2 separate regions of the Homo sapiens genome follow, and region 1 is linked to region 2. Evidence: chromatin contacts called from ENCODE Hi-C or POLR2A ChIA-PET data. All regions are on one chromosome and are shown on one strand. Each heading gives the region's core, a stretch centred on a gene start or an enhancer-like site at or near the end of the contact. The rest is flanking DNA. Distances are from core to core; before and after follow the strand shown. Region 1 holds the start of TMEM178B (transmembrane protein 178B). Region 2 holds the start of NDUFB2 (NADH:ubiquinone oxidoreductase subunit B2).

The links. A loop is a pair of places that touch in the nucleus more often than their neighbours do. ChIA-PET counts read pairs that join two places held with the same protein, here RNA polymerase II (POLR2A). Pooled maps may share reads with other maps.
Region 1: a map of naive thymus-derived CD4-positive, alpha-beta T cell shows a loop between it and region 2 (2.4-fold over the local background). The contact joins the promoter of TMEM178B here to the promoter of NDUFB2 in region 2. A Hi-C loop is called at or near these places in 1 of 168 maps with a recorded cell type or tissue (naive thymus-derived CD4-positive, alpha-beta T cell) and 6 of 50 pooled maps. POLR2A ChIA-PET finds 5 or more read pairs at or near these places in 2 of 52 experiments (Caco-2 and OCI-LY7).

What each region holds. Positions count from the first base shown.
Region 1 is chr7:141,068,334-141,075,532 of GRCh38, forward strand. TMEM178B (transmembrane protein 178B) reads left to right here and starts at 5,731. Exons shown (of 4, transcript NM_001195278.2): 1 at 5,731-6,359. The coding sequence starts at 5,978. LOC105375537 (a long non-coding RNA gene) reads left to right here. Exons shown (of 3, transcript XR_928053.4): 3 at 1,583-1,958.
Region 2 is chr7:140,691,909-140,699,145 of GRCh38, forward strand. NDUFB2 (NADH:ubiquinone oxidoreductase subunit B2) reads left to right here and starts at 4,800. Exons shown (of 4, transcript NM_004546.3): 1 at 4,800-4,934. The coding sequence starts at 4,837. NDUFB2-AS1 (NDUFB2 antisense RNA 1) reads right to left here and starts at 5,169. Exons shown (of 2, transcript NR_024454.1): 1 at 5,007-5,169; 2 at 3,428-4,912. ADCK2 (aarF domain containing kinase 2) reads left to right here. Exons shown (of 8, transcript NM_052853.4): 8 at 2,755-3,202. The coding sequence ends at 2,895. RefSeq lists an enhancer at 4,809-5,118.

The DNA of each region.
Region 1 (7,199 bases), core at 4,481-6,980, 380 kb after region 2:
TTATTTTTGTATTTTTAGCAGAGATGGGGTTTTGCCATGTTGGCCAGGCTGGTCTCGAACTCCCAGACTCAAGTGATCTGCCCTCCTTGGCCTCCCAAAGCTGGGATTCCAGGCGTGAGCCACTGTGCCCAACCCTACTACAGGATTTTAAAGGATAACTGTGGAATTTAAGAAGATTAATATGGTGGTGGGGTGGAGGAAGATGAGGAAGAAGAGAAGGAAGGTAGTTAAACTAATATGACTCTCTAAAGCTGACTTTTTTTTTTTTTTTTTGATACTGAGTCTCACTCTGTCACCCAGGTTGGAGTGCAGTGGTGTGATCTTGGCTCACTGCAACCTCTACCTCTTGGGTTCAAGTGATTCTCCTGCCTCAGCCTCCCAAGTAGCTGGGATAACAGGCACCTGCCACCATGCCTGGCTAATTTTTGTATTTTTAGTAGAGATGGGGTTTCACCATGTTGGCCAGGCTGGTTTCAAACTCCTGACCTCAAGTGATACCCTGCCTCGACCTCCCAAAGTGCTGGGATTACAGCCATGAGCCACCCTGCCCAGTCTTAAAACTGAGATTTAGAAAGAAGATCTGCATGAGAAAAGAAAGATACCTGTTTGCCCATAAATACTAGCATGTCATTGACCTGGGAACTGTGTCAGGAGGGCTAGAGCTCAAAATAACTTTTGGGTTACAAATAATGTCCAAATTGTGCAAAGTTAATTACGAAAAAAGAAATAAGAATATGTAGGGAAACTTTGCTCTAGACAAATGGTGTATTTTTTTTTTTTTTTTTTTTTTTGAGGCAGGGTCTCTCACTCTGTTTTCCAGGCTGCAGTACAGTGGTGCCATCATGGCTCACCACAGCTACGACCTCCCAGGCTCAAGTGATCCTCCTACCTCAGCCTCCTGAGTAGCTGGGACCACAGGTGCATGCCGCCACACCCAGCTTTGTAGACATAGGATCCCACTATGTTGCCCAGGCTTGTCCAAACTCCTGGGCTCAAGCAATCCTCCCATTTTGGTCTCCCAAAGTGCTGTGATTAGAGGTGTGAGCCACTGCACCTGGCCAAATTGTGTAATATTAATATTGATATGTGGCAGAGAGAAAGAACATCTCATCAACTTGTTTTGCTTTCAATTGACAATGTCAAAGAGAGATTTTCAGGCCGAAGGTGTGGTATAGCGTAGAACAATATGGTAACTGAAGGCAGTTCAGAAGGGGTGAAGAAATTGGAGGAAAACATCTGTCTGCTCCAGGTGAACTGTGTTCCAGGAAATGGAGAGAACTTTGAATGATGTCTCAACCTTTGTCGGTGACTTTAGAGAGAGCTTGTAGAATGTTAATATTGCTTTAAAAAAGGGAGTGGGTGGGTGTGAACAAATGAAACGCCAAATTTGAAAAATGCAGATTTCACAAATCACAGATCAATGACCTTAATGCCATTTTGGAGCAAGATTCTAGGAATGGCTTAAGAAGGGGATGACTTATGGGCTCCCAGAAGAGGAAGTGAGGATCATTAGAACTCCACAAAGGATATATAAGAACTCCACATATAAGAACATGACAGACTTACCAAATTTTCTTCATAGGTTTACATGACTTCTAGATGAAGGAGGTATTAGCTAAAAGGAACACTAACAACCAGAAAGTATCAGAAACCAGAGAAGAGCAAGCACAAGAATGAACAAGGGGTATTTAGTCTGGAGGAAAGAAGATGTAGGAAGAACATGATGACTGATGTCAAGGGCAAGAAGGACCACTAAATGGAAGACAAATCAGGCCTCATTGTGGGCCTCTAGAAAGCAAAAACAAAAGCCAATGAGTATAATTATACAGACTTAGGAGAAAGCTCAGTATAGGGAAGAACTGTGTAGCTACTTTCACTGTCTGAAGTGGAGTGGGCCGCTTGCAGACAAAGTGATTCCCCCATCACTTCAAGTGTGCAAGCAGAAGCTGGTCATTCACTCTTTGGAAAATGTTGTAAAAGAGATTCATGCATTATTACATGTGTGTTTGACTCTAGACTCTTCTGATTTTGAGATCCTATGATCTGGGATGGTGTTGGTGCAAATGGGAAGAAATAGGTTGGAAACCCAAAGATGGTGATGCTATAGCTAGCAGAGTGGAAGGAATCGGAAGCAGGCAGCAGGAAGAAACTTAGATCACCCAATTAAGAAAAGATAGTCATGCAACCGTCTTAGCCCCGAGGACCAGGATCATCCCATAATAATATAGGGCTGCCCAAGGTAATTGCACTTCAAAGGAGGCCATGAATCAATAACTTTATAGGATTTTTGGGATTTCATCAAGGACAAACATTTCAAAATAGAATTTTAATGATGTTCAGTAAAGAGGAGGATAGTGTACCATTTGGGTTCCCACTGCAAGCAGGGCCCGAAATACAGGACTGCTGAGGACCTTGGGGAGTGGGCCAGGCACATCCTTGGAAGCAGGCCTCAGGTACAGGCCAGGAGAAACTAGATGGGTGGCACAATGGAAGAGGAAGGAAAGATAAGGACAAAATAAACAGGTACATTTACTAGGAATGAACAACTGCCTGGACTGCCAGTGGTCTCAGGGGCACCCCCTTCGGCCGGGTTTAAGAAGAGAGGAAAGCTGGAAACCAGGAGACTGGGGCTTGAAGGCCCCCTGTGCCCTGATTTCGCGAGTGACCTTGTAGATGTCATTTCACCCCTTTTCTACCTCCCTGTTATCAAATGCAGGCAGCTTGTTAGCCTAAAAGTGCTCTCGACTTTAGTGAAGAAGATAACTTTAGAAATTTAAGACGTTGTCTGCATGAGTGCAAAGTGTTTGCGCTTATTTGTTTCTCTATTTTCAAGGTTGGGGGAGGGTGCACTGGTTAAGGGGGGTGGGTAGAAAGGAAGATTAGAAGACACTGGGGCCAAAGTCACTTGACTCCATCTCGACATCCTAGGGCAGCCAGAGGGCAGAGATCTGGCCAAGGGCGCATGCCTGCAGTCCCTCGACCAGCCGGGCACCCGAGAATCCAGCGGGCCTCCTCAGGCTCTGCTGTCCCTTGGGCAAATCCCATTGCAGAATCCAGGGGTGAAAAGCGAAAGCGAGGCACGCCCCTCCCCCACTAGATGGCACTGAAACGCCTCGTTCGCGCTTTTCAAAATGCAGGAAGGGCGGGGGAGAGAGAGAGAGAGAGAGAGGGAAAAAAAAAAAGACAAAAAGAATATGGTGGAGGTGCGCTCATTTTGGCTCACAAGCCCCGTTGTGCAAAGCAGGGTGTCAGAGACTCTCTTTTTCCCCAGGGCAACTCTTTACCCGGCAATGCCGGACCTCGACTTTGGGGTGAGGGTGAAAACGAGGGGTGAGCATTAGAGTGAAAAACCCAGCGTTTGATGCCGGGAGGGAGGGTCCCAGCCTTTGCGGCGCCGTCTCACGTGAGCAGAGCAGGGGGGCTGAAGTTGGGATGAAGCGGGGCTTGCCTGGGGCCCACCCGCTCAAGGTCTGGGGTCCGGCGCTACCTCCCAGAGCCCCTGCAGAGCCTAAATCCAGCGGCCACCCTTACAAAATGACAAACCCTGCATCGAGGTTTCTTTTAACCCCACCTTCCCTCAACGCTCGAGCTCTCCAGCGTTTTCAAAATATCTACTAACGGACCACCCCCCATCCACCATTAAATTTCTCTCGTCTTGAGTCGATCAGCCAAATTTCTTCTTTCTGTTCCTGCCGAGGAGGGAGGGCAGGTGGAGGTGGGTGTGTGTCGGGGTGCCTGGCTCTGGCTTGGGACTGGACTGGGGCTGGCCGGATAACTCCGCAGCCGCTCTCAGCTCAGTCCTAGGTGGAAACGCCTGTAGCTTGCAAGGTAGCGCCTGTGGCTTTCTGGGGAAAAAAAGATCAAATGCCTCCCAAGACACCAGCGACCCAAACCGGGGATGCAGGGAGCTCGCTTGGCCCCTTTGAAGGCCGACTCCGCAATAAGCAGTTTTTCCTTTAAATAACCGTAGTGGATTTGAGAGAATTTTCCATGGCTGAAAAGAGAAACAGGAGCTGTAGGCAACATCCCTAAATTTATAATAATGCATGTAAACATGCTACATACCACATATATGTATATGTGCATAAATATGGATGTGGTTGGGCACATACCTATCTAGACACCATTGACTTGCCTGGTCAAAGAATAAGACTTAGACATTTCGTGCCTGGGAAATGGTGCAGTTTATCTTTAAGGAGACTAGAAAAATAAGAGATGAGGCTCACGTTGCACGGATGACATCACTAGCTTTTGGCTGCGCGCTCGGTGTTCTCGTCTGTGGGTTTTAGCCAAGGCTGCAGCTACCCGCGCCGGACGAGAGAGCGCGGCAGCAGCTTCCTCCGGCGCCCGCACCCGGGCAATGCGATTTCCCCAGTCCCCTGGGCGCAGCCTGGGCTCTCGCGCCTCCCGGGCACCAGCCGAGCCTGCGAGGCCTCGGAGCCGCCGCGGCTAGAGGAGGAGGCGACGAGGGGAAGCCGAGTGACCCAGCCTCCCTCCCCCACCCTCTCCCCATTCATCTCGGCGACCACCGCGCGCCGGGAGCCGGATCGTGGGACGCCGAGGCCAGGACGGGATTCTCTGCACGCTGTCGAGTGAGCCGGCATCTCGGCGCCCGGGTGGGCTGCGAAGAAAATGGTGCAATCTGAGAGCGACTGAGCCCAGCTGGGCAGAGCAGACGGGGTGCCAGAGTGCCAAGGGCTCAGGTGCCTGGAGAAAGGGGCGGATTGTTTGGAGGGGCCGGGACCGGGGTTTTCTTCGGTGCCTGCGGCATTTTCTTTGCACCTGGGCGGCAGGCTCCCGGGGCTCCCGGGTGCCAGATGAAGTGAGGCGGAGGCGTCGCGGGAGAGCCGGGTCCGGAGGCGGTCGGGTGGACACTCCAGGCAGAAGACGGCGCTGGGAAGAGCTGCGTGACGCTCGGGGGCTGGCGGCTGGGCCGGCAGCGCGCCGTGGCGGCGTGACCTGTCCATGGTGTTGAAGGCGCGGTGGGCCGAGCCCCTAGCGCCGCGCGCAGTGAGCGCTGCCTGGTGCACCCTCCGCCGCGCAGCCCGCCCCTCGCGTCCGCCAGCAGCCGCCCAGTCTCCGCAGATCCCAGGCCGGGTCTCGTCCGGTAACGCCGCCCGGGTGAACACGCTGTCGGCCCGAGGGGCCGCCTGAATGGCGATGCCAGAGGCAGGGCACCGGGGAGCTCGCGGGGAAAGGTCGGCCGAGAGCGTGCGTCCGCGGGGAGTGCGCCTCTGAGCGCAGCACGCGGGTCAGAAGGAGCAACCGACCTGCTGGTGACCAGAGAACGGAGATTTTAAGAGGACCCGACCCAAAGAGGAAGAACATTTCTGGGTGCGCGCCCCAGGTCTTTGCTTGCAGACGGGGAGGGGGAGAGGCTCTGAGCCAGAGACCCAGGAGGGACTCCGAGAAGCCGGCCCCAGCACCTGGAGGTTTCTTTCGCCCGCCGGCCGCATCCGGGGCGTTCTACTTCACCCGGTGGTCCAGTGGCGCCTCCTGACAGCACCCCCCGTCCCCCTCAGAGAGACAGGCGAGTTCTGTCCCGTCACCATCCTGCACAAAGAAGCCCCACCGCAGCCGAGGACACTTGGCATTTAGTTTCCGGCCCGAGGGCAGCGGCGCCCGAAGCCGGGCTGGGAGCCGAGGCGGCTGCTTCGGGGCAGTCGCTTCCTGCGGGGCGGGGAGGGGGCGGGAGGCGGCCGCGCTGGGTTCGCCGCCGCCGGAGGCTGCACCTGCCTCAGAGGATGCCCAGGAGCCCGCGGGAGCCTCTCCGGATCAGAACTTTTTAGGCCGCCCGCCCCCATCCCCGCAGTCCCCGGGCCGTGCTCCGGTAGGCGGGGGCCGAGGGGGCGCCGCGGCGCGAGTCCCTCTCCTGCCCCCTCCCCCAGCTCGGCCGCCCGCCGCTTTGTTCCGGGTGCGGCGAGGGAAGGCGAGGCTGCGGCGGATCATGCCCATGGTGTAGCCGCCAAGCGGAGGCATGGCTGCCGGAAGGTTACTGCTCTACACTGGCCTCTCGCTAGCGCTCTGCGCCCTCGGCATGCTGGCCGTGGCCATCTGCTCGGACCACTGGTACGAGACGGACGCCAGGAAGCACAGGGACAGGTGCAAGGCCTTCAACACCCGCCGGGTCGACCCCGGCTTCATTTACAACAATAACAACAACTTGCCGCTCCGGGCGAGCCGCTCGCGCCTGGACCGCTGGGAGGGCAAACTCCTCCGGGCCCGGAATCGCCGGCAGCTGTTCGCCATGAGCCCCGCGGACGAGTGCAGCCGGCAGTACAACTCCACCAACATGGGCCTCTGGAGGAAGTGCCACCGGCAGGGCTTCGACCCCGAGATCGCCGCCCTCATTCGGAAAGGTAAGCGCCGGGCGCAAGGCGTGGCGCTGCGGAGAGCCCGGCGCCTTTAGGCCCCGCAGCCCCTCGCGTCTCCTTCCCAGGCCACAGGCTATCAGGTCTCTGGGTTCCAGGCGGTCCGGTTATCCAGGCCTGGCTGAGCCTCGGGGCCAGGACTTGCCTCCCAATAGCTGTTAATGAAGCTTGGTGCAGGCTTAACTCTCTCCCCTGCCTCTCCTTTCGCGCGTCTCTGTCGGGATTCGAGTGGAACCTCATGGTCCAGGGTTCTTATCCAGGATAATGCTTCATCAGCCTCTGAGAAGAAGGGAATCTGGAACGTTGTTTGTGCTCTTAAAGGAAGCCCTTTAGGAGTCATGTGTCAGGGGTAGACAGGTTCCTAATTTTTGTTGAACTGATTTAATCAAGGAAAATTGGGGGAAACATTTCACAGAGAAGGCCTTATTCATACCAGAAACGTTTGCTGAGCGCTATACTATACCAGATATGGTGTAGGCACTGGTCATATAAACATCAATAAATCACAGCCCCTGTCCTGTAAGCAGCTCCAAGCCAGCTGACCAGCAGCATCATATCACAATTCTTTATGTCTCCTTCTGAAACAGTGGTTGACTGTAGTGACTTCTGTGCATCGAATATCAACAAGGTCTAATAAGTAAAAAAAAAATAGTTCTTTCAGTAACATCAAAGTGGGCATGTCAGAGAAAAAAAATAAGATTTTCAGAAAATGTATATAAAAATTCCCAAAGTGTATGTCAAAACACAAAACAAGCTGCATTTGCTAATGATAAAAATTTATTTGATACTTTAATATGATCACATTACTTAAAAAATTCTGCTTATCGG
Region 2 (7,237 bases), core at 3,550-6,049:
AGTTTCCAGCACGGTGGGTGAGGGGCCTTGAGTGTTTGCTGCTGCTGCTGCTGTTCCCAGGATGGAAGAGGAGACAGAGGGCCTAGGGCAGCTACTGCACTCCAAGCACTTCACTAGGCACTTAAGTTTGAAAACATTTACAAATTTTTCATTGTGATGAAAAACACATAAAATTTAACCCCCCAACCCTCTCCAGATGCATAGTGTTAGCATTGTGCAACAGATCTCTAGGTCTTTCTCATTTGGCAGAGCTGAAACTCTACAGCCATTGACCAGCTCCCCATTCCCCTCTCCATCCGGCCCTGGGAACCACCATGCTGTTTTACGTTTCCATGATTTTGGCTACTCTTGATATTTCATATAAGTGGAATTATAAAGTATACTGTCCTTTTGTGATTGGCTTGTTTTACTCAATATAATGTCCCCAGGTTTCATCCATGTTGTAACATGTGACAGGATTTCCTTTTGAGACAGGGTCTCACTGTGTCACCGAGGCTGGAGTGCAGTGGTGCAAGCTTGGCTCATTGCAACCTCTGCTTCCTGGGTTCAAGCAATTCTCGTGCCTCAGCCTCCCAAGTAACTGGGATTACAGGCAAGTGCCACCATGCCCAGCTAATTTTTGTATTTTTAGTAAGAGATAGGGTTTCGTCATGTTGGCCAGGCTGGTCTCGAACTCCTGACCTCAAGTGATCCACCTGCCTTGGCCTCCCGAAGTGCTGCGATGACAGGCGTGAGCCACCGCGCTTGGCCTGTTATTCTGTTGATGCTGTTGATGTTCACGTGGGTTGCTTCCACTTCTTGGTTATAGTGAATAATGCTGCAGTGAACATGAATGTGTAAATATCTTTTCAAGATCCTACTTTCAAATTTTAGAAAAGTTTTAAAAACATTTAATGTAGCCAGTAAGGTCTATACATTGTGTTCTTGCTTTCCAGTTTTTAAACATATGCCCCAAAGTAGGTTTTCTGGATCATATGGTATGTTTTTAGTTTTTGAGGAACTTCCATAGGAGCTGTACCATTTTATATGCCCACCAACAGTACACAAGGGGTCGTTTCTCTCATCCTCACCAACACTTGTCATTTTCTGTTTTGTTTTTAGTGGCCATCCTAATGGGTGTGAGGTGATGTCTCATTGTGGTTTTGATTGCATTTCTCTACTGATTCATGATGTTGAACATCTTTTCATATGCCAATTGGCCATTTGTATAATATATCTTCCTTAGAAGAAATATCTATTCAGGTAGCACTTAATTTTTTTAAATAAAGTATTTGACAGTAACACAGAGATAAAGGAATCTAATCCACACTAAGAACCCCCCACCCAGCTTCAGAATGAAAGCATTCCCAGAGGTGTTAGAGCCCTGGGTTCCCACCCGGACCAGAGCCTGTGTGGCCAATCTGCCAGGCTGGAACTCCACAAGCTGCTCCTGGGAGCATGCTGCTGCTTCTGGATCCACCTGACCCCGACAACCTTCCAGCCCTTAACGGAGACAAATACTCTTTAATTTCTAACAAAGAATATTTCCCATGATTCAACCTTCCATTTCTTGACCTTCTGTCCACTTAAAAAGCAGATTCCTGTTCTTCTAGGTTTACATCTGGCTCTATTCCTCCTCACTCAGTGGCCTTGAGCAAGTCATTGAACCTCTCTGAGCCACAGCTTCTTTCTCTATAGAATGGGGATAACGATGATACTTTTGAAGAATAGTTGAAGAATCCATGTCAATTGCTATTACTACTAATCTGGCTCTGAAGGGACAGCTGTACCCTGTTTGAGCAGTCAATTGTGTGTTGTCTCTGATTTTTTTTATTTTTTTGAGATGGAGTTTCACTCTGTTGCCCAGGCTGGAGTGCAGTGGAGCCATCCTGGCTCACTGCAAGCTCTGCCTCCCGAGTTCAGGCCATTCTCCTGCCTCAGCCTCCCGAGTAGCTGAGACCACAGGCGCCTGCCACCATGCCCGGCTGATTTTTTGTATTTTTAGTAGAGGCAGGGTTTCACTGTGTCAGCCAGGATGGTCTCGATCTCCTGACCTCATGATCCGCCCGCCTCGGTCTCCCAAAGGGCTGGGATTACAGGAGTGAGCCACCACGCCCGGCCTGTGTGTTGTCTCTTAAAAAGGCTATTGTAGACCAGCTGACATGGCTCCTGCCTATAATCCCAGCACTTGGGGCAGCCAAGGTGGGAGGATTGCTTGGGGCCAGGAGTTCGAGATCAGCCTCGTCAACATTGCAAGACCCTCTGTTTACAAAAAAGAGTCCCAGTCTCAGGAGGCTGAGGCAGAAGGATCCCTGAAGTCCAGGAGCTCAAGGCTGCAGTGAGCTATGATCTTGCCATTGCACTCCAGCCTAGGTGACAGAGTGAGACCCTGTCTCTAAAATAAATAAATAAATACATACATACATAAAGGTTACTGTAGGTTTCGAAGAATTACCTGTATTTAAATGTATAGTTTCTGGGATGTGTGTGAAAGATTTATTTGGTCATTCATTCATACACACATGGACACAAACCTAGAAAAGTATATTCCGCACCCCTAGATTTTTCCTTAGTGTGTCCAGTAGATGGGAGGCTGGGCGAGTAGGTGAGATGGTTGGGGAGATGACGCGGTAGAGAAGAGAATGTCAGGTAGATGGTAAACATCCCGTGGGCAGGTCTGAGGGAGGCTGAGAGTGGACAGCAAGGTGATTATCCAGAACACACGTCCCTGTATCAGCATGTTCTGAGATGAACTGTTCTGTTTTTCTGTTCCAGGTAAAGCTTGAGAGCAACTTTGCCTCCATTGTGTTTGCCATCATGGTGTTGGAGGGGCTTGGCCGCTCACTGGACCCCAAACTGGACATCCTGGAGGCAGCGAGGCCCTTCCTCCTCACGGGCCCAGTGTGCCCCCCGTGATGGGGCAGTGGCCTCTGTGGGCCCTTGTCAAGAGCTGGAGGCCACTCCCAAGAGCCTCTCCTATGGCAGCTGGGACGTTTTAAAATTGGGACACCAATTTCAAATGTAACCCTCCAGTGGTGGAAGGCACACCATGGCTTCCTCTGCTTGGTTTGAGGGTCTGTTCAAAAGCTTTGGGCCAATTAGGGAGTAAAAGGAGGGAAGGGGCCTATCCATTCCATTGTGGAAGCTGGGCCAGGTGCCAGGGACACTCTCCTTCAGGGAAAATGTTATGTGGAGGAGGACGAATAAATTTATTTTGTTTTCCTGTTTTTCTCATTTCTTGACCCGCTATACTCCCTGGTCAGATGGGTACTGCTGGTAGTTCCCAGACTTTGATATTCAGGTTAGAAAATGCCATCAAGTCCTACTGATCTGTGGCATGTGCACACACACACACACACACACACACTCTTTATGTATAAATATCATGCAGGTGCTACCTGCCAGCATAATATACACTTAGGGCAAATTTCATTGTACTTCAAATTATCTTCTTGGTAATTTTTAATAGATTTTGCTAACTCCTTGGTAACTTTTATTACAAGGTAAAACAAAACTGATGAAAGTGGCTGACATACCGGGGACGTGAGCAGAACGGCTTGGCCACTTCCTTAACATGGCCCCGGGTTCACCCGCTAGTCCGGAACTACAGTTTCTCTGCCACAGTGTCTGCGCCTGTCCACTTGCAGGCATTAATTTTGGTGAATATGAAGAGAGTTAATATAACCAGTGTGTCCTCTTCTCCATGGCAGCGCCCAGGGACAGACCTGCAGTGACCACCACCTGCCCCTCTCTGCCAGGCCCAACCACGGGCTTTCTTCTCAGAGCTGAGCTGATGTGGCCGTCTGGCTGACTAGGAGGGGCCCGGGGTCAGCCTGGAGGGGGGGTATTTGTAAAGCTTAATTTCTCTTTTTTTTTTTTTTTAGGTAAAATCACAGTTTATCCCTGCACCTTCATAGATTATGTTGCTCGTCTTAGAGACCACCAGGCAGCGAATGGAGTCAAGCCCTTGCGCTCTCCGAGAGTCCTGCCCTGACTACAGGACTAGTTTCTCCCATTCTTTCCTTCTCCAGGATAAAGTTCCTCATTCCTGTCTTTTAGTGAGCAGTATGGTTTAGGTGGACAGAGATTCCTTTGGTGCAGTTTTTTTCAAGGAGGTGATGTTATTTTTTCCTTCCCAGGTCTTGAGGGGACATTCAAAGCAGGCAGAGAGGGGTTGGGATGGCTCCAGATGGCTGGGAGGGAGAACACCAGCTGGTCACGCAGCCCCTCGTGCCAGTGCGCATCAGGTACAGTGTGGAGGCGGGAAAGGGACAAAAAGACGGCAGTCTCTTCCCTGAGCCTATGCCAACCCAGCCTTAAAGCCAGTGGATCGAATCAAGCCATTTGTGGCATTATCTATTGCTGCGTACGAACTTAGCCTGGCACAATGCCTGTAATCCCAGCTACTCGGGAAGTTGAGGCAGGAGAATCGCTTGAGCCTGGGAGGCAGAGGTTGCAGTGAGCCGAGATGGTGTCACTGCACTCCAGCCTGGGTGACAGAGCAAGGCCTTGTCTCAAAAAGAAAAAAAAAAAAAAAAAAGAATTATACACCACTCAGTTTTAGGAGGGGCAGAACACGGGGAGAGCCCTACAGGATCAGAGGGGCAACCAACAAGCTGTTTCAGAAGGCATGGGGCAGCTCAGCAACCATAAGTTATGCGTGGGCTTTGCTCTCGGGAGAGAGGTTTCCTGCAGCCGAAGGACTCACAGCTAATCTGGGTCAGGAGCGGCTGCCGGCTCCCCCACTCCTGGAGATGAGCGACTCTGTGACGTCACGGGAGGCGCGGGCGGAGCGCCGGGGAAGCGAAGTAGGCAGGGGCGAGGCGGCTGGGGACCGCGGGGCGGACGGGAGCGAGTATGTCCGCTCTGACTCGGCTGGCGTCTTTCGCTCGCGTTGGAGGCCGCCTTTTCAGAAGCGGCTGCGCACGGACTGCTGGAGATGGTGGAGTCCGTCAGTGAGTGTGGGGCTGGGGATGGGGGCCTCGCCGGCCTGTAGCGGACAGCGCGGGTCCCTGGGACGCTCTCACCTTGACTGGGGCGCCTGAAGAGGCCGCGTCCCGAGGCATGCTGGGACCTGTAGTCCGCGTGTCTCCTGAAGCCGCGACTCGAGGAGAGGGACCCCGCTGGCCGGAGGGAGAGGGAGAGACTTCGCTGGGCAGATGGGACACCGTGTGCAGGGCCGTCATGGTAGTAGGGGCCGCCTGCCCTCGGGAGACGCACGCGTGAATGCGGAGCGGGCTGAGCCAGTCGGCGCCGGCGCGGGCGGTCCAGGCGGAGGAAGCAGCGTGCGCGGCGGGTGTGGACGCTCCTGGAGCGAGGCGGGGGGCGGCGGCGGTGAGGCCTAGGGAGGGCGCGGTCCAGGGTCCCGGTGCCTGGCTGCGGAATTTAGGGTAGAGTCTGTTCGGCAGCCTTTAATCGGAGACGTCACGTGGCCGCTTTTTAATGCTGAAAAATCACTCTGGCTGCAGGGAGTGGAGGCTGTCGCCCAGAGAGAGCGCCGTCGGGTGAGAGGAGCAGAAAGCCGGAAGCCAACGCTGGGGCAGCCGTGGCGTTTAGGAGAGTGACAGGCAGAGCCGCCCGCGAGGTGGCCCGAGACGCAGACCGGAGGGCGGAGGGCTGGGGGTGCGAGGTAGGGAGCGGGTGCGAGGTAGGGAGCAGCTGCCGAAGCCGAGTTAGTGGTGTGCAGAGATTCCGTAAGAGCAGGACTGGAAAAGAGTCATGGATGATTCCAGGTCCCTTAGATCATCAGCTACACTTTACCAAGAGGCAGTGTGGGGTCGTGATTCCAAGCGGGATTCTGGCCGCACAGTGGCTGGGTTCAAATCCCACCTCTGCCACACTCCAGCTGTGGGACCTTGGAAAAGTTTCTTATTCTCTTAATGCCTCAGTTTCCTCACCCATTTGGCGTCCATTTGCAAGGAACTAAATGAGTTACTGTTATCTAAAGCGTGTTTGTGTGTTTTAGGAGATGGGGTCTAACTCTGTCAGGCAGGCTGGAGTGCAGTGGCGCGATCCTAGCTCACTGCAGCCTCTAACTCCTGGGCTCAAGTGATTCTCCAGCCTCGGCCTCCCAAAGTGTTGGGAATACAGGCGAGCCACTGCGCTTGGTCTCACTAAAGTGTTTAAAACAATTGCTGGTGCCTGCTAAGGACCGTACAAGTATTCTTTAACTGTTGTTGTTATTAAGGAACTGAGGCCCAGGAAATGAAAGGAGTGACTTGCCTGAAGTCCCACATGGATGAAGAATCTGGAGCTGGGGCAGGTGTGGGGTGGGCAGAAGGCAAAGCCCTGTGTGACTTGGGCAAAGACAGTGATGGAGAGCCATGAGCGACAGCCCTTGGTCCTGCATGAGGAGATGGGGGAATGCCGATCTTCCCTGAGGTGCTGGCTTGTTCGTAACACACACTTGTTTCAGAGTGTGTGATAATTAAGTGCATAAATGTTTATGGAGCATCTTCTATATGGCTGCTCCTTTCTAGGTGCTGAGGATATAGCAGAATACGAGAGAGAATGAAGTGTACATTCTGGAGAGGAGAGACCAGTAGAAAAGAAAGACCTTTTTTGAGTACTGTTAAGGGTTATGAAGAGAATACAGCTGGGGATTAATATGGAGAATGCGTGGTGTGGGAGTAGAAGGGATATTGTATTTGGGGATGGCGTGGGAATGCCTGGGAGTGTGATTTGAAGCGGGACCTGAGGGATGAGAAGTCAGCCATGCAGAGACCTCAAGGGAAGAGCCCGGTGGACATAAGAGGGCAGAGGAGGCATCAGGTGGAGAGGCCAGAGCCCGCAGGGTTGGCAGGAGGCCAGGCTGGAGTGGAGCGTAGGGGAAGAGTGGGAGAGACCAGGTCACAGGGACAAGTGTGGGGGCCGGATTAGAGGGGGCTTTGGAGGACTCGGAATTTTATTCTAAGAATCACAGGGAGCCATTGGAGTTTTAAAGCAGGAAAGTAATGTGGTCTGATTTATTTTTTAAAAATGTAACTTTGTCCAGGCGCGGTGGCTCACACCTGTAATCCCAGCACTTTGAGAGGCTGAGGCGGGCGGATCACCTGAGGTCAGGAGTTCGAGACCAGCCTGGCCAACACGGTGAAACCCCATCTCTACTAAAAACACAAAAATTAGCTGGGCATGGTAGTGTGCGCCTGTAATCCCAGCTACTGGGGAGGCTGAGGCAGGAGAATTGCTTGAGCCCAGGAGGCAGAGGTTGCAGTGAGCCGAGATCGTGCCACTGCATTCCAGCCTGGGTGACAGAGTG